Linked DNA regions of Mus musculus: all the other regions are linked to region 2. Evidence: chromatin loops called from intact Hi-C (ENCODE). Cell type or tissue: left cerebral cortex. All regions are shown on one strand. Each heading gives the region's core, and the rest is flanking DNA. Links, peaks and the distances in the headings are about the cores only.

What was found. Peaks named below come from ENCODE experiments on the same cell type or tissue, not always from the same donor. Only the 100,000 strongest peaks of a DNase experiment are listed, where the experiment ranks them.
Region 1: a loop joins it to region 2, with 5 times the contacts of the local background. A loop is called at or near these places in 29 of 42 quality-filtered maps.
Region 3: a loop joins it to region 2, with 2.5 times the contacts of the local background. A loop is called at or near these places in 2 of 42 quality-filtered maps.

The regions. Positions count from the first base shown.
Region 1 is chr14:24,000,664-24,008,517 of GRCm38, reverse strand. Kcnma1 (potassium large conductance calcium-activated channel, subfamily M, alpha member 1) reads left to right here and starts at 4,313. Exons shown (of 28, transcript NM_001253364.1): 1 at 4,313-4,770. The coding sequence starts at 4,393. It overlaps 4930519K11Rik (RIKEN cDNA 4930519K11 gene), which reads right to left and starts at 3,527. Exons shown (of 3, transcript NR_131107.1): 1 at 3,381-3,527; 2 at 3,064-3,223; 3 at 2,681-2,837. In left cerebral cortex, for the core only: CTCF peaks have their summits at 2,764, 3,394 and 4,298; DNase peaks (open chromatin) are centred at 3,801, 4,349, 4,725, 5,720 and 2 more places; H3K4me3 peaks cover 3,664 bases; H3K27ac peaks cover 3,520 bases.
Region 2 is chr14:23,578,981-23,586,834 of GRCm38, reverse strand. All of the region lies in intron 5 of Kcnma1 (potassium large conductance calcium-activated channel, subfamily M, alpha member 1), which reads left to right. Among named protein-coding and RNA genes, the nearest start is that of Gm51422, 67 kb to the left of the region's middle. In left cerebral cortex, for the core only: a CTCF peak has its summit at 3,425 (motif pointing left); DNase peaks (open chromatin) are centred at 3,414, 4,529, 5,365 and 5,921; H3K27ac peaks cover 1,250 bases.
Region 3 is chr14:23,876,118-23,883,971 of GRCm38, reverse strand. The region is part of intron 1 of Kcnma1 (potassium large conductance calcium-activated channel, subfamily M, alpha member 1); the gene reads left to right. Among named protein-coding and RNA genes, the nearest start is that of Kcnma1, 120 kb to the left of the region's middle. In left cerebral cortex, for the core only: no CTCF peak of the experiment used is centred there; a DNase peak (open chromatin) is centred at 4,322.

The DNA.
Region 1 (7,854 bases), core at 1,508-6,507, 420 kb before region 2:
CCTTTGAATAGTCACCAAGTAGTGGTCTACCAGAAGACGCCACCAGAGGACGCCACATCACTTAGGGAGGCATTACTGAATCTCCCAACAGATTCGTAATTCCTTTTTGTAATGTGAGTCTCAGGGTTCATTAGGTCCAGGCTGGGGCTGGAGAAAGGTGAAGCTCAGTGACACTGTGACACTGCTGACATCTGCGTAGACAGCCTTTCAGTCTCCCTGGACTTCATTTTTGTTTTTTTAGTTTGTGTGCTTGTGGTCTTCCTCTCATGTACTTCTTTTAAGTCCCATGGGGGAATACCCAGCTTAGAATAGGTAACAGATTTGAAAACCCAGGCTTGCTCTGAAGGTGACCATAGACACATGTGCATTTGCTGAAGAGTCTGGGAAGCTATTAAATGTATTTACAGGCAAATGAATGGCCTCACTATAAGTTTCTACTTTTATTTCTCCTGCTTTTATTTCTTGTACAATCCTTCTAGATACCCAATCTGTAGACACGCCTACAGAAGGTAGAGATGATGCTCTGGGGTTATTTGTAGATACTTCTAGATCTTCCCATTTTCCAGGCTAATGAAAGAGTAAAAAGACAATCAGTAGGCATGGGTGACAGATCCTGTGCAAGCTGGATGGGTTCTGTTCCTCTGGAGCTTGGCCACAGCCTGGTATGTGGCCCTCTGGGATAAAGGCTACAGACAGAAGAGCTCAGAGATTCCTGCAGCTGTGTGGTCCTGCTCCAACTGTCTTTCTGAGGGGCTGTGTGGGTGTACAGAGCAGTAAAGTGGAGGCAGGGGCCCCTAATTGCTGCTCTTCCCACGGATTGCACTCTATGAGCAAAACCCGGGGCCAGAAGATCTGATCTGGTCCCAGTTTGTCCAGTTTATGGAGTGTGTGTGTGTGGTGTGTGTGTGTGTGTGTGTGTGTGTGTGTTGTGGTGTGTGGGTCTAATGCACAGTGCTTGGAGGGCATAGGTTGATGCCAGATGTTTTACTTAGTCAGCTTTCTACCTTAATTGAGGAAGGCTCAATTTGGAGCTTACCCCTCCTGGTTTAATTTTGTTTGTTTGTTTGTTTGTTTGTTTTGTTTTGTTTTTTGGCTTTGCTATTCATCCTGAAACTCCCCTGGTATCTGTATTTCTTTCTACCTCCCAGCATCAGAGCATATCACTATGCCTTGATTTTATGTGGGTGCTAGAGATCTGAACTCAAGCATTTTTCTCACCAAGTTCTCTCTCTTGCCTCTGGTTTCTGTTTTTGTTGTAGCTCTCGGAATGAACAGCACAAGCCTGTGATGTCCAAGGTTCCTTTTGAATGTGAGGTTCCTCTGTGTCTAGGGGGAGAGCCTCTTCTTAAAAGGCTGGTCAGAGATGGGCAAAGGCCTGATGATATCTACTTCTGGTAGTTGGGAATACTCTCATTCTGTGCCTATATCCTGAGTACCCTGAGTTCACACAGGAACAGGCAATAATATTGACCCTGAAGGTCTCTGATGAATTCTGATCAAGTCATGGTTTTGGACAACACTGGAGATGCTGAAAGCTTCAGTCAGCAAAGTTAGGGGTGGTGCGAGAGCAGACAGAGTGGTGGCTGGAGTAGGTGTCTTATGGGACTTCTGGAGCCCTTTAAATGATGATGATGATAATGGTAATGGTGTGGGGACTTCAAATGTGAGAGGACAGAAGGCACAGCAGCCACTAGCATCTTGTTAAGTCATCATGATAATAGTTTTCAGGGGGATCTAGGTTGTAGATATTAGGTAGGAAGAACCTAGAGGGTACCACTGGCTGCAAAGGTTCAAGTTTTGCTCCTATGGGAATACATTCTGAAGGCTCGATGACCCATGGTGGGGCAGGACAGTACCTGTCCTTTGCTGACTTATGCTATGAATGTTATGAGTTTTAAATGTTAATTCTTGGACTTAAGGAAAGTCCCTCAGGCTTGTGTCAAGGCACAGACCCAGCTGGTGAGAAGGCCAATAAAGGAATCTCAGTACCGCAGCCTCTTGCACCTCTCCCCAGCCTTTCAAAGTTCAACTACCCCAGGATGTTGGAAAAGCGCCAGGGCCATTGAATGCATGGGGATTGTGTTGCAGCCCTCTGAGTGCAGAAGGATGGATGATGCTGAAGGGGAGACTGAGGCAATTTCTGCTTCTAGAAAACACCATTTATTGCTCTCTTCTTTAGCACCCCCCTTTCTGTGTGTGTAAATGTGAGTGTGCCCCATAGCATGCACATGGACATGAGAGAATGGTTAACAGGAGTTAGCTTATTCCTTTGACTCTGTGAATTTCAGGGATCAGGCGCAGGGGGTCAGGTTTGGAGACAAGTACCTTTACCAGCAGAGCCATTTTGCTGGCCTTCTGTTGTGTACTATTTTATGGGGGAGGTGATTTTGACCTTAAGTCTTTTCTAATGGATATGTATACTGAGCCCAAGGAATGTACCAACCAATTTGAGACTCACATATTTTCAGTGTCTGCCAGGCTTGGCCTTCTTTGGCCCTCTGTATCCTAGGGCCAGGGTGTGGCTGACCAATGATTTAGGTCGAGACAGCTTGTTCAGGTAAGGAGGCTCCTTTGGGCCAGTTTACCATATGAAGAGTCTTGAAAGGAACCTGAGAATTCCAATTAGACTATAACTAATGAGCTGGAAACTTTGGGGAAATCACTGTGGGCAGTGAGGGGAGAGTGATCATCTTGGTTTTAATTAGCACAGGAAAAAGTTGTGGTCCAGCTGCCAGCCTGGAGAAGTGTCCAGAGGGAGGAAGTTTCTGTGTGCAACGATAGGGGGACTGGGGGTGGGGCGGGGGACAGGGGCTGCTGAACAATCCTGGACTCCTTCCCTTTAAAGGGGAGAAACGGGAGACCAGAAATGTAGAAAGGCAAGCCTGAATGCAGAGTACCCGTCATCCATTTGCCCTTCCCACACGAGTCTAAAGAACTAGGAAGCAGCCCTTTAAGAAACCTCCTTTTCTACCCAGTTTGTTCCACACCAACCACCAGGCTGCTGTCATCTTTGCTTAATAAGGAAACAACAAACAAACAAACAACAACAACCAACAAACCCACCTGCAGCTGTCAGAGGTCACAGACTACCAACAGACTTCCAGATGCCCCAGTTGTTCATCAGCAACTCACAACGTGGCATCTTGGAAACGAAAGAGTGAACTCTCTGTCAGCAGGTGTACTGTACTGGCTAGGGTCTTCCTTAGTCTCCAAGCCTTAGAATCTAGGGGCAATAAGTCCACTGAATCTAGCTGACAACCAGCCACTCCTCTCCCTATTAGGGGCCCCTTTGGGAAAACCGGCCTACCCCAGACACCTGGTGGTTTCCCCTTCTGGTACCCTGCTGAGCCTAGAGGGGCGCAACACCTGCAAAGTCCTACCTCTAGGCTGGTGGCGCTATACTCTACATCCTGGAAGATGGGGGGCCGCATGCCCCACCACTGCCAAATGACCTGCTGCCCCTACACAGCCCCAAGCCGAGGCGAGTTAGCCCGGTAAGCCTCCTCCCCTCCCGCTTCGGGCTGTTTGAGCCCGCGCCCGCTCCAGTTGCTGCAGCTGCCACTGCTGGCGGCTGCGGGGCGCGCGGGGCGCGCGCCGAAGAGGCTCGGGCTGCGAGAACGGGGACGAGGAGGAGCCCGAGGAGGCAAGGAGGAAGAAGCGAGCGGAGGCCGAGGAAGCTCAGGGTCACAGAGACCCGGCCCGAAGGGGTCCCGCAGAGCATCGGCTAGCTGGCCGCGGAGGCAGGGCAGACCGCCGCAACCAACCTGCCGCGGCCCCGCGAGCACAGGAGGCGGCGATCCAGGAGCGGAGCGCAGCCCCGGGGAGGAAGGGTGGCGCGGGCACGCCCGGTCGGGAGGGCGCGGATTCTCCGATCCTAAGGAGCTGTCGCCTCATCACCCGAGAGAGCTGTGCGGGGACGGGCGGGAGACCCCGGGCCCGGGCGCAGCGCACACGCGTGGCGCACGCCAGGCGGGCCGGGCGGCGCCGAGGGTACGCGGGATCGCGCTCACGGAGCTTCGGGAGGCACAGACCCCGGGCGCGGACCGCCCGCGGCGCCCCCTGGGCTCTCGGTGCTCCGCGCAGCCCCGGGGGCGATCGGGGCCGGGGTCGGGGAGTGGGAGCCACCCTCCCTCATCCCCTCCCCCCCCCGGGCCGGCCGGCAGCCCGGGGGAGGGCGGGCGGCGGCGCTTGGCTGTATATATCTCCGCACACCCTGCCAGGTCGCGCACAGCGCCCCGAGCCCAGGCGCCTCCCCGCCCCCCTCCCGGCGCTCCGCGGCGGCGGCGGCAGCGGCAGCAGTAGCAGCAACATGGCTGTTGATGGGTGTTCGGGGTGGCGCTGGCGGCGGGAGGAGCTCCCTCGAGCCCCTGCGCCTGCCGCCCATTGCTAGCTATGGCAAACGGTGGCGGCGGCGGCGGCGGCAGCAGCGGCGGCGGCGGCGGCGGCGGCGGAGGCAGCGGTCTTAGAATGAGCAGCAATATCCACGCGAACCATCTCAGCCTAGACGCGTCCTCCTCCTCCTCTTCCTCCTCCTCTTCTTCTTCTTCCTCCTCCTCTTCCTCCTCGTCCTCGGTCCACGAGCCCAAGATGGATGCGCTCATCATACCGGTGACCATGGAGGTGCCGTGCGACAGCCGGGGCCAACGCATGTGGTGGGCTTTCTTGGCCTCCTCCATGGTGACTTTCTTCGGGGGCCTCTTCATCATCTTGCTCTGGCGGACGCTCAAGTACCTGTGGACCGTTTGCTGCCACTGCGGGGGCAAGACGAAGGTAACGCGCGCCCCGGGCGCCCGCCCCTGCGCCATCCCAGCCGTTTCTCGGCGTCCCCCGCAGCCCACCTCTTAGCTCCGCACTGTGTCTTGCCTCCTGCTGTCCCTGCCAGCCTTGTCCCCGCCGCTTGCCCTTCCCTCCCCTCTCCTTGTGCCCTCGGATTGTGCGCCAGGGGTGAGGAGTTGACCCCAGCAGGTGCGCTCCAGGACGCAGACCCCCGCTTTAGTTCTCTGTTTATTGTAGGGCTATTGGTGACTATGGCCGGACCCGGGTTGGGGGGACATGTGTCTCTTGGGCACGTTGTTGCGGAGTGTGGAGAAGGAACCTTGCAGGGACACAGGAAGCTGAAAGACCCTGGGTGCGTGCGGGACACCACTCACTGGCTGCGGCCAGACTCCTCACGGTGGACTAGTTGGGACAGATCAGCTCATACTTTTGTTGTTGTTGTTGTTGTTGTTGTTGTTGAGGAAATCAGTTCCTGGGGTCCCAAAGAAGGGGGAATCCTTTGAGCTAGGGAGAAAATCTTTTGCATCTGGGAATTCTGGGGGGGAAATCATGGAGAAAGTGGGGGCCCACGGATCAATAAAAAGTTGGGAAGACCCATCCTAGAATGGGGTCAATCTATGGAGAGTCACTTTCTAAAAGTGGCATGGTTGCAAGTCTGATGTCACCGCCCACTCCATCCCTTACATTTTCTTTGTGGAACATTACCCTACCCCAAGTACTTTTGCCACCTCTACACTCCCCTCCCAGGCCATCAACTTTGGATCCCCACAAATACAGCCAGCAGCTCCAATCTGTAGCACCAGGGCTGCACTCCTAAGAGTCCAAGGGACCTCTGCTTCACTAAGCCCCCTTTTGGCACTTGATGTGGCTAGAAGTCGTCTTAAGCTATTCCTGGCAGAGTCGCCCACAGTGTTAGGACTCACATCTCAGATGTGTGGTTGCTAGGCTTTACTCCTGGGCTGTGGCCATCTCCCTAGAGGGGTCCCTGCCCACCACCTAGCACTTGCTGGGGGGCGGTGGACCGGGGGTGGGCAATGTTTGAGCGAGAACTACAGAATGAATAAAAGAAAGAACTGGGAAAAAAGAGGAGCTGAACTGGGTGCAGTCTTTTAGAGAAATTCTCATCCAAGAGGACAGAATAGCACCCATACTTTTGGACAGAGGATATCTCTAGGGGGATTGTGCAAGACACTCATCTTGGTCCCCAAATGTTCACACCTGCTCTAGAAAAGTTCATCCGGGACCCCCTTGAGAAGTCACAGGGCTCAGCAACTTGTAGCAGCGTACAGCTGCTAAAGAGAAGAGTTAGGCTAAGGGGGAAGGCTATGAAACCCAAGGGCAACCGAAGCACTCTCTGTCATTAATTATACATCACCGTAGGTGCTGGGCTCAGCTGTGTTTTGTGGCAGCACATTTGTGTTTTGGAAAATACTGGTGTGTTGGAATAAGGGAGGAAAAAGAAAAAAACCACCCTTCCTTCTTTGCTTCCTCTTGGCATTGCTCTGAAAGCCTCCAATGGTGACAGGTGAGCTTTGTTTAGAGTCCCCTTCTTGAGGATGGAGGTTCCCCCTTCCTTTTCAAGGAGAAAGACCGATGGCCTTCCAGAGAAGCCCTCAGATTAAGCAAGGTTCCTATAGCCAGACCCAGAGATGGTCTCTGTCTGATCATAGAATCACATTCACCCATTCTTTCTCCTGCATCTTCAGCTTGTCCTGGGAGTGTCTCCCTCTCATACTGAGACTTGGTGACTATCTTTAGTTGCACGCATCTCAGTTACTTTCTATATGGAAGTGACTTGGGTTGGCTTTTTAAAAAAACTACTTTCTGTTTTCAGAAAGTGAACAAATTTGGTCATAATGAGTCCTTTTTGTCTTTCTAAGGTTTTAAGCGGAGCGTCTAGCATCTTTTTACTCTAGGGGGTACCCTGTGCTGGTATAGTGTGTGTCATGAAATGTCTCTTAAGGAATTTACATAAAGAATCCCCTTTCTAAATAATGACCAGAATAGCTTTTGCCAGTTTTCTCAGAAAAAAGGTTTTGTGTAACAACAATTAAAAAAAAAACAAAACAACAATCCGTACCTATTCCTCTACATATATTTTAGCTTTAAGACTAGTGGAGTGCACACAGTTGAGAGTTTCAATGCAGACCCTGGAGTAAAAGATGATTGTGGTTGATTGGAAAGATTGAAGGTCAAAACAGAATAGCATCAAGCTCTTTTTGGTACTGTGAGTTCCTTTAGAATCGTGCCCAGTTTTCTTAATATCTGCCTCTTGATTCGTTGGATTAAATTGTGCGTATACTCAACTCCCTGTACCTAACAATGGTAAAAGAGAATTTTTAGGTGCTTCCCTTTCTACCTTCTGGGCTCTGCATTTGTTTTGCAGTTATTCATCTCCTCTTTGCTTTCCAAGTATTCAGTAGTTTTGTTAAGACTCGGTACAGAATAAAGAATTCAGCTCAAGTTTAGAACACTTGTGACTTGCCAGGCTCCGTAAGCAATCCTCTGCTGCCTTTCCACAGAATCTTCTGCCCACCCTCAAGCCTCTTTGCCCACCCTGACCCTAATCCGGGTCCAGTGTGGCTTACTAGGAGCTGGAGTTCCGGAGAAGGTATCTTCTCAGCATCTGACATTCCTGAGGGGACATGTTTCGGCAGGAGCCTGGAATTTTATATATTTGTTCTCCAGGTCTGCACCGTGGTTTTTTGGTCAAAGGAACCCAAGACTGTGGACATATATCTCAGGGTCTCTGTTCATTTGTGCCTCTGGTCTCCAAATAACACATAGCTAATGACTTCATCATCATCATTATTATTATTATTATTATCATCATCATTTTTTTTAAAGGATTATAAACATTTGGGGAGAAGAAGGGAGGAACAAAGAATATTTATGCTAGGTGTGGTGGCCTGTGCCTGTAATTCCTGTACTCAAAGACAGTGGCAGGAGGATTGTGAGTTTTAAGTCAGCTTGGACTAGGTAGCCATAGCCTGTCTCAGATAGTAGGAGAGTGAAACAGGCACACAGCAAACCTCACCACTCCACCCCTGATTGGAGCATGGTTCTTTGCTGAGGGTT
Region 2 (7,854 bases), core at 1,500-6,499:
ACCAGTTGCCTGATGTGCCTTTTATTATCTTAGTGATAGAGTTGAAACCCTGGGCCTTGTCTATGCTGGACAAGTGCTTCCCTCCCGAGTCACAGTTACAGCCCTGCCTAACCAATTTTTATTGAGCAGGTATTATGTGCTTAGCACTGGCTTGTGAGTATCACAGAAACAGCCTCCCTCTTTGTTAGCTGTGCCATGTTTTTAAACAGATTTTACCCATATTCTCTCTCTGACAGAATGAGGAGCGTGACTGGGGCCTCCAATGAATGGAACTTATCCATTCTAGGTCCAACAGTAGACCTTAACACCTTCAACAAATTTCACTAGAAAACAGAACACTCTAGTATGAAATAGAAAAATGAGCTAGTGGCCAGTCATAGAGGAAAACAACAACGAAATTGAGGCTATCTACTTAAAAATATGACTTTGTATCCTTTGTGTGTGTGTGTGTGTGTGTGTGTGTGTGTGTGTGTGTGTGTGTGTGTACATTCTAGAAAACAAGAACAACAGGTTAAAATAGGACACAACATAGTTCCTGTTTGAGACTAAGGTTCAATCTTATTTTGGAAACAAGATAAACAGACATGAAATGGCAGTAGGTAACATTGCCTACTATATAATTAAGTTCAGAATTGCCAAGCACAGCAGAAAGCATGGGGGTGAGGGGTAGTGGTCAGAGGAGTGAGAGTAGCATATGCTTGTGTGTGTATATGTATGTGTGTGTGTGTGTGTGTGTGTGTGTGTGTGTGTGTGTGTGTGTGTGTTATGTATCAGGGATACAGAAAATTCTGTGGAACACTGAGCCCCAGATGAGGTTGGTAGTGGAGGGCAGAGCTTGCCATGGAAAAGGAAGCTCACTCCCTGAGGGGAGAGGACTGCACTTCACAGAATAGTCTGAACCAATGGAAGATAGAAAGTCTTTTTCTTAGGCTCATGTCAGCCTCACCACCATAATAGATGCTTGTAGTTGTTTTCTACTGACATAGAAACCTATCACCACAATGTTGTGCCTCAACACAGCCTCTGTGCCTCATCTCATAATTTTTTAGCCTGGAAGTCCAACTTGGGTCTGGCTAGGGTAAAATAAAAGTATCTTCAAGAGCTGGGAAGATTGCTCCCTTAGTGAAAATGCTTTCCTCATAAGCATGGAGACCTGACTTCAGTCCCTATCACCCACATATAAGTCTGGGTATGGTAGAGTGTGGTTATAATTCCAGCAATGGGGAGGCAAGGTAGATCCCTGGGCCTCAGTGGGCAGCCAGGCTTGCCAGTTTGGCTGGTTTTAAGCCAACGAAAGACTCTATATTAAAAAACATGGCAATAGCAACTGCAGAATGATACCAGAGGTTGTTCTCTGCCGTCCACACATGGTTATACACAAATGCATACATACTCACACATTTACACACACACACACATACACACACACACACACACACTGGGGTGGAGAAGGAGGAAGAGGGAGGAAAAGAGAGCAAGGGAGGGAGGGAGAGAAGGAAAGAAAGAGGGAGAGGGAGGGAGGGAGGGAGGATCTGGCTCTTTTCCTGAGGCTCTGTAACACTCTAGGCAAAGAGCCATGCCTTGCTGCTTCCATGTCTATAACCCTCCTAGTCCTTGACTCATAGCTTCTTTTCCCACCAGATTCAGCAAGGTTGAGTCCAGGTAAAAACTAAAGCAGAGGCCAAGCGTGGAGGAGTGCTGCCTGCCAGCGTATTCCTCCTTGCTTGTTCAGCCTGCTTTCTCATACAACCCAAGGATGGGCCTCCCATATGTGTGTGTGTGTAAAACCTGACATGCTTGCCTATAGGTCAATCTTATGGAGCCATGTTTCCATGTTTTTTCTCCGCTGAGAGTTTCTCTTCCCAAATGATTCTAGATCTTGTTAAGGTAACAAAAGTTAAAAATTTTTAAAAATCATAAAAAATGCAGGTAGGACAGGTGTCATTGTAGATTTGAAATTAGATAAAATTAAGACTCAGTTCTTCATCAGTGTTACCTACATGTCAATAACTTAATAGTCCCTTTAAATGGTGGTTCCTATGTTCTAAATTGTATACATAAAGCATTTCATCATTCTAGAAAGTTCTATCTGCTCACAATGCTAGTGTGTATTCATGATGTGTTAGCACCATGGCTTTCCACCTCTCCATGGAGGACACTTCTACATACAAAGGAGCTTAACAAAAGTTTGAATTGATTTTTAAGAAATTGAATGAAAAAATGAAATAAAAAGGAAAGGAAAGGAAAGGGCATGATTGCTCCTAGCATGGCAGAGGAGAAAGTTTATTATAGCTATGTGGGAGAGCATAGTCAGAGACAGACACGTCTGGGAGAGCCCAGAGTAGACATGACTCTGTTCTGTGTGGGGAGAGGAGAGGAAGGGAGACAGGAAAGGGGGAACTTGATACAGCAGCCAGGAGGCCAAAGGTACAAAAGTGACAGGTAACCAAACCAAAATGCCTGGATTATATAGGGAAGAGTCCAGGGTCTTGGGTGGGATACCCCAGCCATTCCCTGTAACAGGTTAGGACTGAGGGATGCTGGGAGAACCCGGAGGCAAGGGTCTGCTTTGACATGTTGATAAGCATCTCGGCCATTTGCACAGGTTTGAAACTTAGCAGTAAGTCTATCTTTTAAAGAATTAGATAGTTCTCCTGGGATCACCAAGAGGGCTCAGTGGGTGGAGATGCTTGTCAGCAAGCCAGGACTCATTGGTGGAGAGAGCAAAATGACTTACACAAGTTGTCCTCTGGTGTTTGCACATGGTTGGGAAGGCAAGTGTCCAAGCACACAGACACACAGACAGACAGACACACAGACAGACAGACACACACACACACAATTAAAAGTAATATTAAAATATAAAAAACAATAATTTCCCAAAAAACTCAAAAACCTTTCTATCCAGATGTTAGAGGCACAAGTCTTTAGTCCCAGAACTCAGGAGGCAGAGGCAAGCAGATCTCTCAGACATCTGAGCCAGCCTGGTCTACAGAGTGAGTTCCAAGATGGCCAGAGCCATATAAATAAACCCTGTCTTGAAAAACCAACCAACCAAACAAACAAACAAACACAAAAATAAGACAAAACAGCAAGGACAAAAAAACCTTCCATGAATAGATGGTTGAGAAGGCATTAGCTAAAAATGGCTGTTGAGAAGGAATCACCACCCCACAATGCTCAAATTTAGTCAAGTACATTTAAAGCCTTGACATCCTAAGTGTAAATATTACATATTTTATTATATATTATAATATCTTACATATAACATGCATATAGTATGTATACAATATACACATTAATATTTTACATATATGAAACATTGGGTCTGACTCAGAGCCTCTGCTTGTCAGGCTCCCTGCTCTGGGGTAAAATGGCCCTTTAGGTGCAGCAAAGAAAAAAGAAAGCTCTCTGGTTCCCTCTACAGGATGGCTCTGGAATTTCCGTATTGAGAGTAAGTAGTGGGTTAGAGAATACTCTAGCTTCAAGTTCCTGAGAGCCCTTCATTAGTAGAGGTAGGCTAACCTTGAACTCACTTTTCGATCTGCCATCTATGACCATAAGACCCCTCCTTTATCTCCATCAAGAGGTCCCAGCACTGGAAGGGCAGTCCCCAGAGCCCTCAAGATCACCTGCACCACCTACCAAGGTGGCCTAAATTCTAGTTTTAGTTTCTTCAGTTTCTAAGCCCAAGCTTTCTAACCCCCTCCCTTTAGCTTGTAGCTTTATTTAAAAATAAAATGGGGGAGTCGGTCCATGAGGCTCACATCTGCAATCCCAGCAGTAGGAGACCTAGTATAATGGCACATGCCTTTATTCCCAGCACTTGGGAGACAGTGGCAGGCAGACCTCTGTGAGTTTGGGGCCATCCTGGTCTATATAGTGAGTTCCAGGGCAGCCAGAGCTACATAGTGAGACTCTGACTCAAAAAATAAAACAAGACAAAAGCAAACAAACAAAAGTTCAAACAAAACCAAAAGACAAAATAAAACAACCAACAGGAATAATAAACAGGGAAAAGGAACAAGTATGGCTTCTCTTCTTGGTATAAGTACGCCAGTCTTTAGGGAAGAAAGAAAAAGAAAGAGGAAGAAAGAGGAATGTACAATCTAAAAGAAAAGTTGCTTCTATGACCAAAATAAGGCTGGATGTGTTCATATTGTGCATATGCGTATGTATGTTTGTTATTGTGCCTATAATTAATAGGAGTAAGTGGTCTACCAAGCAAGTCTGAGATGCATGTCATTTCAGGTCCATTTGAGGAAACCAAGACTTGTAGATGTTAAGTTACTAATTGCTGAGAATCACAAAGTTAAGTGGCAAAGCCAGCCTCTAAACTCAGGCAACCCACCTCCAAAGTCCAGGTTCCTCCTGTAATTCTATGCTGCTGCTCAAATGCTAATCGCACCCAACTGTTATAGTTACACACAAAAGGAGTACCATCCAACCAAACTGACTGTGAGATGCAGCCTTCCCTTGTTCCAGTGACCTGACAAAGCCAGAGGGACCTTCTAACAGAGTGTTCCACATGGTCCCAGTTGAGAAAAAATGAGGAAGAAAAATAGAAAACTCAGTCACTATTTAAAGCCTAAATTAATTCTAGTTCTATGACTAAGCTGGCTTTTCAGAGATCCTTCTCTTTGCAGTTGGCCTTGTAGAGTAAGAAGGTCCATTTTAAATACATTTCCAGATTCTTAATAAAAAAAAATAGTTAATGTCATTACTGTTGGTCTGATTTGCAATGGCATTAGAGATGTGTGCTCTTTTGATCTAAATATTAGTGTTCGCCAAATTCACATGTAGAAGCTTCACCCTAAACCTGCATCGTTAGAAGGAGTAGCATCTAGATGGTGATTAGGTCATGACAATGGGGCACCCAGAATAGTATTACTGCATATGTTGGTACCTTGACCCAAGGACACTTCACCCTCCAGATTTGTGAGCAATACATCTATGTTGTTATAAATTATCCAGTAAAGGTATTTTGATGTAGATGCTTGAAGGGACCAAAACATAGGGCCACACCCTTTGTTTGAATTTTTTGAGAGGGAAAGAGAGAGAGAGAGAGGGAGAGAGAGAGAGAGAGAGAAAGAGAGAGAGAGAGAGAATTCATTGATACTGTGAACATTAGTAATAGCATTGAGACTAAAGTATGATTAAAGTTGCTAAAGTGTGGCGAGATAAATAAGTCCTTTGCTAAGCTCTGTCTCCATGGTTGGACTTTGAATGAAGGCAGTCCCAGCAAAGCAGACTGGTGAAAGTTTAGATGAATTTCAGGAAGCAGATTGCTGTTCTGGTAGCTGCTGTACTTGCTAAATCTGCTCCTGGAGAAATTACACCTCTTGAAGAGATTTCCAGTTGTGTCCCCTTGATATTGCTTTGTCAGGGATGTGCTTTAAATAAGATGTCCTCCGTAGGGAGCAGGGATTCTAAATCCTCATCGACTTGCATGGCTGTTATATGCCAAATTGGAAATAACTTCCTGAAATGAATGTCTTCAAGGAATGAATTCAGCAGGAGGTTTTCACAGATGCCAGAATCTCTTCAGATGGTTCCGCTTGACCGGGGTGTTATTAGAACAATCTCCTTGGGCAAACTAAATCTCTGGGACTGGACATATTTACCTTTGCAGCATCTAAAAACATAGCAATAATAAAACTCTCAATTCTTCCTTGAGATCTAAGCCTGATAGTCTGGCCTGGGTAGTGAAATGGGAACTGAGAACTGAATGCTAGTTAGAAGCTCAGGGACAGAATAGCTCTTATTCAACTGCTCCCGTGTGTTCCCGTGACTTAACCGCGGGAAGGTGTGCATGTTGCCTTGTGAGACACCAATGCTATATTCAAATGTGCTCGTTATGTTACAGTTCCAGCAATGTGAAGGAAAGCTAGTATCTGAGTGCTGAGTGGGTTACAGGGCTCTAAAGACAAATGGTTTTTTTCCCTAGGGAGTTAGAACTGAAGCTATCACCAACATGCCTGCAGACCTGGAGACTTAGGAAGTGAAAACTGTCAATCTAAACCTCCACACCTTGCTTTCCTAAAGAGAGAATGAAGGATGCTTTTACAATCTGTTTCTTATGCAGGCTCCAATGACCTTAGCAGGATTTTAGAATATCCTGGAGAACATAGGCACCTCCTACTGCTGAGGCTAGACTGCATGTATTTCAACTTGCCTATATACCAATCAGAGCCACCAGAATGGTTTCAGATTCCCTGAAGAAGTCCAGTAGGCAGCCAGCATTGAGGAATCTCTCACTTGATGCTTTTTAAATGAGAGGCACATACCAAACCTTAGGAAAAAATTTTATACACACAAACATGCACACGCACGTGCGCATGCACACACACACACACACACATACACACACACACACACACATACACACACACACACACACACACACACACACACACACACCTTCTAAAATCTCTTGTTAGACCCTCTAGAGACAAGTAAGGAGAATTTTTATAGAGCACAGATGAACATGGATGGATATTCTAGAGGACTGCTTCTGAAACTTCAGTGCCTCTCAGAACCACCCAGAGGTCTGGTTCAACCCCAGGTTTAGGCAGTGTGTGTGTAAGGCACACATACAGTGCGTGTGTAAGGCAGTGTGTGTGTAAGGGCAGAGGTAGAGGGTTTTCCTATAGGGTCCCAGCGACGAAGGTCCAGAAACTGTGCTTTGAGGTCTGTGGGTCCATCTTACTAGGATGTCGAACTTGAATTCTAGAAGTGTCTGCTATGCCAACTATCAAGATTCTCTTACTTCCAGAAACCTTGCTGTTTTAGGCTTCCAGATGTCAGGTTTTACAGAAATTCTGTACTTTGGGGACTGAAGCCAAAGCATTCACATATTGAGATATATCTAGTATATTGTATCCCACGTTATAACTTCAAATGGATCAGTTAAGCCCTTTTAGAAAGTCTTCGGTTTCCTTCTGTGCAGTTCCCTTTAAAGCTCCTCCAAGTCCTAGGTTGCAGCAAGAGGGGATCCCTGGCTCTTGTTTCTTTCCACGTTTGGTTGATGCTCTTCCTTCCCAACCTCCTGAGATTGGGTTAGGGCCAGCTCGTGGCATGTTGGAGATAACAGAGAGAAGACTGCTAAGGGAGGTTCCAGACTCACTTCTTTTCCGTTCTCTGGGGTCTGACCTGTCTCCTCTGTCAAGGATAGAGCCCCTTAGACTGCCAGTCTCGGGAATAGGTCTTGTATGGCCTTATTCCTAGGATAACTCATTTTAACTAGCTTTATTCTTTCTACTTTATCTTCCCTGGAGATACCTTAGGCCTGGAGATAGAACTGCATGGTGGGTGATAGACACCTATCTCCCTTTCCCTAAGATGTATTTGTTATTGATGAAGTTTAATACTGAGATAAGTGACTCTTTGATTACATATCAGAATCACAGAGTTCAACTTCTCTTTCTCTCTCTCTCCCTCTCTCTCTCTCTCCCTCTCTCTTTCTCCCCCCTCTCTCTCCCTCTCTCTTTCTCCCTCTCTCTCTGTCTCTCCCTCTCTCTCTCTCCCTGTCTCTCTCTTTCTCTCTCTTCCTGTCTCCCTCTCTCTCTTCCTGTCTCCCTCTCTCTCTTCCTGTTTCCCTCTCTCTCCCTCTCCTCTCTCTCCCCTCTCTCTCCCTCCCCCTCTCTCTCCCTGTCTCTCTCTCCCTGTCTCTCTCTCCCCCTCTCTCTCCCTGTCTCTCTCTCTCTCTCTCTCTCTCTCTCTGATCAAGTAGCAATGTATCAGCCTGTCTTATATAAGGTAAAATTAACTTGATATTTCCTAGTATACAAAAAAAAATATTCCCCTGGCCAGATTGGATGTACCCTTCCTCCTCCTCCTCTTCTTCTCTTGCCC
Region 3 (7,854 bases), core at 1,508-6,507, 300 kb before region 2:
CTTCTGCACAGAGTGCTCTTATGGCTTTTTTCTGCCACTTCACCTCTGAGAACATTACAATTATGGTTGTGCTTTACTGTGTGGGCTGATATTTTAAGCCTCTATTGTATAGGTATTAGATTGTATTTATTATTTTTATGATCTCATCTTCTCCTAAGTCTTAGCTTTCGTGTTCATTGTTATTTGTGATTTGAGAGTTATTTAAGCTTAATGAAACTTCAGGCTCATGGCTAAGGTTTTGTTCTGTGGACACTTAGGTCTGATCAGTGTCTTAGCTGTGCATATAGAACACTTACCACCTATGGAACATTCTGGAACAATTGCTCTGATTCATTGCTCTTTCCTCTGCTTTTGTGGCACTGCTAGGGATGGACCCCCTCCAGGTGAAGCTAACCCCCTGCCACTGAGTCAGACCCTCAGCCTCTACATTTCATTTCTTCTAAGGTTTACAACAGTGTGTGGCTCCACAGCTGTATTTTGTGAATTAGTCAGACTCAAACTGATCTTTCTTCCTTTCAAAGGTTAACTGACATCTTCTGCTTGGGTGCTGTGGAACGCCACCATGGAGTCAGCAGACACATCTGCTTAATTGTATGGCTGTTCCTTGACCTTCACAGCCAGGTCTACCCTATGGTCTGAAAAGTGGTTTTCTGGTTTTGTTTTGTTTGTTTTCGTTCCCCCCACTTAGTTCGGTTTATAATGGTCTGGCTGTCTAAGTCTGTTGAGTATGATCTGGAATCCAGCTTTCTCAGTGGTCTGCCTCTCTCAGAATTCCCCTCCTTCCTCTCGGGAGTATTTGTGTATCAGGTTTCAGGAGCAAGCAGCCCTGGCTTTGGCTACTGACAGGGGACTCAACGCTTGAGTCCTTTGCTGAACCCTGTGCTGGGTTTCTTACCTGCTGTATGTTCCTTCTTGAGTTGGTAGAGTGAGGCTAAGAGTCATGTGACTTGGTTGTGCTCACTATGGATTGAAAAATGTGTGCTGAGAGGCCTCGCCTTACACTGCCCCATCCAGGCACCAAGAGGCAGGTAGAGCCTGTGCTCTGGCTGTGACCATAAGAGGGTTCTCTGAAGTCATTCTTTTGTTTTTCTAGACTTATACTTACTTATGTGTAGGTATGTGTGTCGTGTCTGTGTATGTGTGTGTATGGAAGTCAGAACAGAGTTTCAGATCCCCTTGGAGTTGGAGTTACATTTGGTTTTGAGCAGCCAAATATGGGTTCTGGGAGCTGAACTCAGGTCCTCTATGAGAACAATGAGAGCTCTTAGCCACTGAGCCATCTCTCCCTTCCCTGTTTGATTTTTGACTCTGTAGTCCAGGCTATCCCAGAACTCACTGTGTAGTCAAAGCTAGCCTCCTTAAAGCAGTCCTGCTGAGATGACAGGGTGACCTCTGGGTGACCAACGAAGCAGTCATCCTGTTCCAATCCTTTCTTTGAGTTCTGTGTTCTCTGCTTGGATGTTTACAAATGTCTTTAGAGGATTGATGGCTGCTTTTTGTGGCTTCCATCATGAACACCGTCATGGTTTGCCCACAGTCAGGGAAGGCTGACTCTCCTGGACCTCTTTGCTGTTCACCTCATTTCAGGAGAACACTGTGTGGTTCTGCCACCAGATCACTGGTTAAGGAAGGCATCTCACGTGGTTCAGCCACCTGTGAGGCCACCCCAGAGAGCCAGAGCCATCTGTAATTCCAGTGGGAGCTCAACCTCACAACACTTTTCTGACTTGGTAAAGCCACTGCTCTGAGTGCCAACTGTTTTCCTCTGGCTTGCTGTTTGACTTGGCCACCATGCCAGGTACAAACTGTGCTCAAACTTGTCCTCCTTCCTGGAGCTGCCACCTGCTGTGTCAGGGACAGGCCCCTTATCCTCAGCCAGTGTTCTTCTGATATACCAGCCATGTGATTCTTGGGGCTTCCCAGTTTTGCTATACACATACACACACACACACACACACACACACACATACACACACAGAGAGAGAGAGAGAGAGAGAGAGAGAGATACATACTGGCAGACACACAGATATATCTGGACATACATACACACACACATATATACACACAGAGATACACAGATGAATCCACACACACCCATACATACATTCAAACACATATGTACACACACATATGGGGGGAGACAGAAACAGAGACAGCCAGAGACAAAGAGACAGAGACAGAGAGACACAGAGAGATAGATATGCAGAAAGACACAGATACATCCACACACATGCATATATATATGTATATGCATATATATATATACATATATACACACACACACTTCCAGATACACCCAGACACCCCCGACACCCCCCCTCACACACACTTGGATCCACAAGGGCAAGAGGACTCTTGCTATGACTACTTCTCTCCCCTAGCCTGGTTTACCTCCTTTGGCAGGTCTTACTTATCTGGGCAGCTCTGTTCTTTCTTAGTCAGAAAGGATGACCAAGGTAGCCTTCATCTTCTTTATTCAAACATCATGCTTTTTCTTTTATGTTTGGGGCACATGGATGGCACAGGTTTCCAGCGTCTTAGGGGTATTTCAGGCTTTCTGTCTTCACTGGGCAACTGCTTTCCTTGGAGGTTTCTCAGAGGAACATTCTAGATGTAGATACATGGAAGCTTAGCTTTCTCATCTATCATAGATCTTTCTAGAATGCAGAAGCTGAGAGGTTATGAATACTTGCTAGCTAATATGCTTATTGGTCCATATCAAAAAGAGAAAGTCACAAAAATGTGTGCCATGTCCAGCCCTTGGGTACCCACCAGGTCCTGAAGAATCGGACACCTTAATCTTGGACCATGGAGCAGCAGAAGTGAGAGACAGTATGTCTGAGATTTAAACTACCCTGTGTGCATACTTATTGACAGAACCCTTACAAATGAACATACCAAGCTTGCAAGAAGAAATCCACATCTATTGGTATCAGAAGATCTGTATGATCCAGGCCCTGAACTGTTTGGAAATGACAAGGCTGCTTAGCTATGTGGGAAAGTGCTCTCTGAGCTACCAGGACTCTAGGCAGCTTCTGTAGGCAGAGCACACAATTTGTGGCCTTCCTGAAGGCTGCAGACCTTCCTTCCTATGTTTTTCTCTGAGCAGCTCCTTCCCAACTTCCTTAGATGGGGTCACGAGGATGTGGCATTGAGGGTGCCCAAGACAGACAGGAATATGAGTGTCAAGCCCAGCAGGCATCAGGACCACCCTTTTGCAGAGCCTTCCTCAGTAGCCTATCCTGCTCAACTTAAGGCCCGGAAAAGGCACTGGATAATGAAATCTGTGACTTTGTTTTTGAGAAGATACCCAGATTGAGCAGAGGGTGCCTTTCAAAGTCAAGCACAATGTGATGAGTCTTTAGCACTGTAAACCTCTGCCTTGAATGCCTTATCTGACAGCACCCCCCAGTCTGGAGTTGTGGTTCTCTTTTATCTTTATTTTCTTGTGTGTGTGTGTGTGTGTGTGTGTGTGTGTGTGTGTGTGTGTGTGTGTGACTGTGTATGAGGGTATACTTGTCTTTAGGGATGCTTGCATGAGTGTGTGCAGTGTATATGAATGTGAGGATCAGAAGTTCACATCAGTCAGTTGACTTCCCCATTTGCTTTATTTGCTGAGGTGGGCTCTCTTGCTGAACCCATAGGTCACTGGTTTGGCTGGTCTAGAGCCAGCCTGCTCCAAGGATTCCTTGTCTCTGCTTGTCAAGGGCTGGGATTATAGGCTGCCACTCCTGTGAGGCGTTTATATAGATGTTGGGGATCTGCACACTGGTCCCCATGCTTAGACAGCGTGCACCTTACCCTCTGAGCCATCTCCCTAGCCTGTGCTTGTCATTTTGGAACGTTAGCTGCTCTAGTTGATGTCTGCACTCTTAGATGGCCAGGCTCCTCTGTGAGTAGGAGAGGAGCATTTGCTTGGGGGCTGTCTTCCTCCACCATCTGCAGCAGAACTGTGCCAGGTGTTTACTGGCACTGCCCAGAGAAGGTATCACAGGCTTTGGGATACACAGGAGCTCCCTGGCGTGTAATAGGTTAGCAGGAAAATGTTAAATTAAATGGCCTAATCACATCGGAGTTTGCTGATCCCTGCAATGAATGTTCCCAGTGGTGCTGGTCTTTTCCTTGGCCAAGATCGTAAGCCACTGGGGTCAGGCATGACTCTCTTCCCTCAGCTCTTGGCCTCTCTGCTCTGGGTTGGGCACACTCCCCTTCCAGCACACCTATGTTGATTGATTGGTATGGTGTTAAACTTTTGGCTTTTTGTAGGCAACTGTAGGAGGGTGTTGAGCTTTACAAATCTGCCCAGTGCCTAAAATTGAACTACACATGTAACTCACTCACATGCATGGCTCAGTTGGACTTTCCTCCCCCCTTCGTGCTGCCTCCAGCTCACGTCCCATGCCTATCAGGCTGGGCTGCTCCTTCATACTATGGTGCTGCCTTGGCTGGCTGGAACCGGATTTCTGACCTTTGGGCCTTGGATCTCTGTGGTACTTTGTTGTCATACTGAATGGCAGTGATGCCTTTCTAAGTGTCCTGCCACATTGCTTCTGTATTTTAAGAATGAGACCTGCTTCTTTTGAGAAGTGTAGAGAGAGATGATGGGCCAAGGGTTTCCTGGAAGGGGCTGGAGGTCTTTAGCCCACAGTCAGTCTCTGTAGTCAGCCAGCCTTGCCAGAAACAGTTGTTAAGTATGTTTAAAGGACCCAGCTCAGTGCCAGGAGCAGCGGGGAATCTGAAGAGCTGATGAGTTTGCAAAGACAAGCAGCAGAGAATTTGGGTTAATAAACTCAGACTTGTGTCCCAACTGTTTGGTTCAAGTTTCCACTGTCTAGCATTGACCTTAGGTGAACGATTTTGCTTCTCTAAGCTTGATTGCTCTGTAAATTTCTACAAGGACTTTCGAGCATCAAATAAGATAATGCATGTGGGATGCTTCAGTATCTTGCCTGCTACATTGTAGGTGACCAATTAGTCGTTCTCAAAACACACCGGTGCCTCACCTTTACTGCTGTGTGCCAGGTGCTGGCAAAGAGGTTTTGTCAGGGTTTGTGTATCCACTCTGTGTGGGAGCCCAGAAAAAGACAAAGGACAAATTGGCTGTGAGAAACTTACCTGAGGTGGAGAACTGGGTTTTAACCCAGGCAATCCTTCTCTGAATTTGTGACTTTAGTGGCCTTGCTACCTGGTCTTGCATAGAGACCAGCCTGCAAGGAAGCTCCATATAGAATGGCCCAGTTTCCTCATTCTTAAATTCCCTGGGGGAATTCATTGAGTTTTGTAAAGGATTTTAAGTGATGCCTGGCCTGTGTTAAGCACTCAGTATCTGGCAGGAGTTTCTATAGAACTAGCTTCACACAGCTAAAAGTTAAGGCAGGTCAGTGGTGGTTGCTATGCTCCATTAATCCCAGCATTTGGGAGGCAGAGGCAGGTGGGTCTCTGAGTTTGAGGCCAGCCTGGTCTACATGGAGAGTTCCAGGACAGCCAGGGCCACATGGAGAACCCCTGTCTTGAAAAACAAAACACTTAAATAATAAAAGCTATCAGATGACCCAGACTATTAAAGCAGACATTTTATTTTATTGTACATGACAATTCTTCATCCTTCAGGACACAATGTGGTGTTTAATACACATAAGGTCTTTATGCTGATCAGATGGAGGTGATTAGCATACACATCATCTTAAACATCGGCCACTTCCTCATTGAGGGGCATTCAACAGCCCATAGCTTAGATATCTGGAACAGTTCATTGCTGCTCTCTGCAGTTACCATATTGGACAATAGGATGCCATAGCATTGGCTAACAGGCACAGATGTTTTATGAGGGGAGTGGAGCTCAGTGGGAACTGAGTTCTGAGAGGTGGGAAGACGGCCGGGCATTCTCTGTGAAGGGTTTCTTATATGAGAGAAAATGGAGAGCCAAAGGCTGGTGTTCTAGGAGCAGAGTCTGAGTAGAGGCCAGGAGGGATTGTTGTATGGATTTTGACCTATGAGCAGGTCCTGAGAGTTGTCATTAGCAACCTGACTGTCATGGATCAGAGCTGTTTCGGCAGCCCATCGCTGCAGAGCAGAGCAGGAGCCACCAGGATGACAGAGGTGGTGAGCCACGTGAGGTGGTTGCTTTTTCCCTCCATCTAAATGGGGCTTGGGATTATTCTGAGGTACTAGCCCTTGGCCCCTGGAAGAATCCAGAGCTATGGGTTAACTGCCTTTCAGCTGCTGTTTATGTCATAAATGCCTGTCACACGAGGGGCCTTAAAAATAACCCGGTGGCTAATAGCATTTCTCAAAATAACTGCTTGAGAAGTGCTTTGCTGGGCTGTGTGGCTACTAAAATTACACTCTCTACCAGTGGGGATGGTGTTAGTATGTGTATGTATGGGTTGTAATCCTGTATTTCCAGGGTGAGTCCCACTCTTTATTGTCTTTTGTCCTGTGGTCCCTCTTGTCATGGTTCTGTGTCCAGGAATGATGCCTTCTATGTCACTGTGCAGTTCCCTTCTCTGCCCCATGGCTCTTGGCATATTGGAGAAACTCTCCTACATGGCCTTGTTGTCCTGCCTCAAGGAGCAGAGTTTTGAAGAATCTTGGAGGGCGGGGTGGCCTTATTGTGGTGCTGGCCTGATTCCTTGGCGTGCCAGGTAATAATAGCACACCGTGGGGGGCAGATCTCACTGTGCTATCCAAGGGGGAAACTGGGCCACAGAACAGCGCGGCAGCCCCACTCAAGGTGACCTAGTAAGTGAAGGTGTGAACACTTGCATTGTCAGAGAGGAGCTCCAGGAGCTCTTCAGGGGGGGTCTCCCAGGCCAATCCTTTGGGTCACCCAGCAACCAGGTTACTCAAGCTCCCTCCCTACTTGCAATTATATCCAAGGGGATGTGGAACCCTACAAGCTAGCCCACAAAGCCGAGGAGCAGTATTATTAAGAGTTTGGGGTGAAGGGCTGAGGTCACTTGAGGGTGGTAGCCAGTTTTTCTGCAATCATTGCTTACATCCAGAGGGGTGAGTTTCCAAGGGGAGTACTTACTGCAACTGACATTTCATCGTATGGGTCCCTGCTGTGGCCTTGGCTCTCTAGCAGGTGCTGGAGTTACAAAGAGGTTCAGGGTAATACCTAGTCAGGGAACATTTATAAGTTAGTGTGTTGTCTGGACACCTAGCTTAGGATGCTGTGAAAATGATCTGCATTCAGCAATCACTGTACTTCAAAGTTTTATCTTTTCCCAATGAGTGATATATGGCATGAATCTGCCCCATGGTGCCAGGCAGCAGCCATGAGCCATAGCTCTTGGTGTGGCCCTGAGGCGACTCAATCATCTGTACTGTGATTATCTCAATGTCCAGTAACTGATTTAAGTCCAGCACTCTCCAGACCCAGTGCGCTTTTATCTATATTAATAGTGTGTGTCCACTCTGGGCTTAGATTCGTGTGCGGTGTTCCCTGCACATTAGATAGCCAGCAGTTACTAGAAAACTGGCTACATTTTAGATGATTCTGCCCAAGCGTGAGTGGATGTGTGTGTTCTGGGTAGCTGAAATCTGGCTATGATAAGCCCCACTGCTTGGCAGCTTATATATATTATGTGGCATTTTTGCATATAATATTTTTTATCTTCTGATGGCTTTACTGAGCCATGGCCCTGTCATAAATAAAGGATGTCTGTGTGTAGCATCCTTATGACAAGTGGGGTTCTTGGTATGGTAAAGGTGCCTTCAAAATGTTTGCTGGACCACTGTCCACTGGATTCGTATAGTTCTGGAGAATAAAGCCCACCCCTGAGATTTTCCCCAGAATGGGAAAGCAGGAAGCTCCCAGATCCTGCTCCCCCCACCCCCAAAGCTGTACAT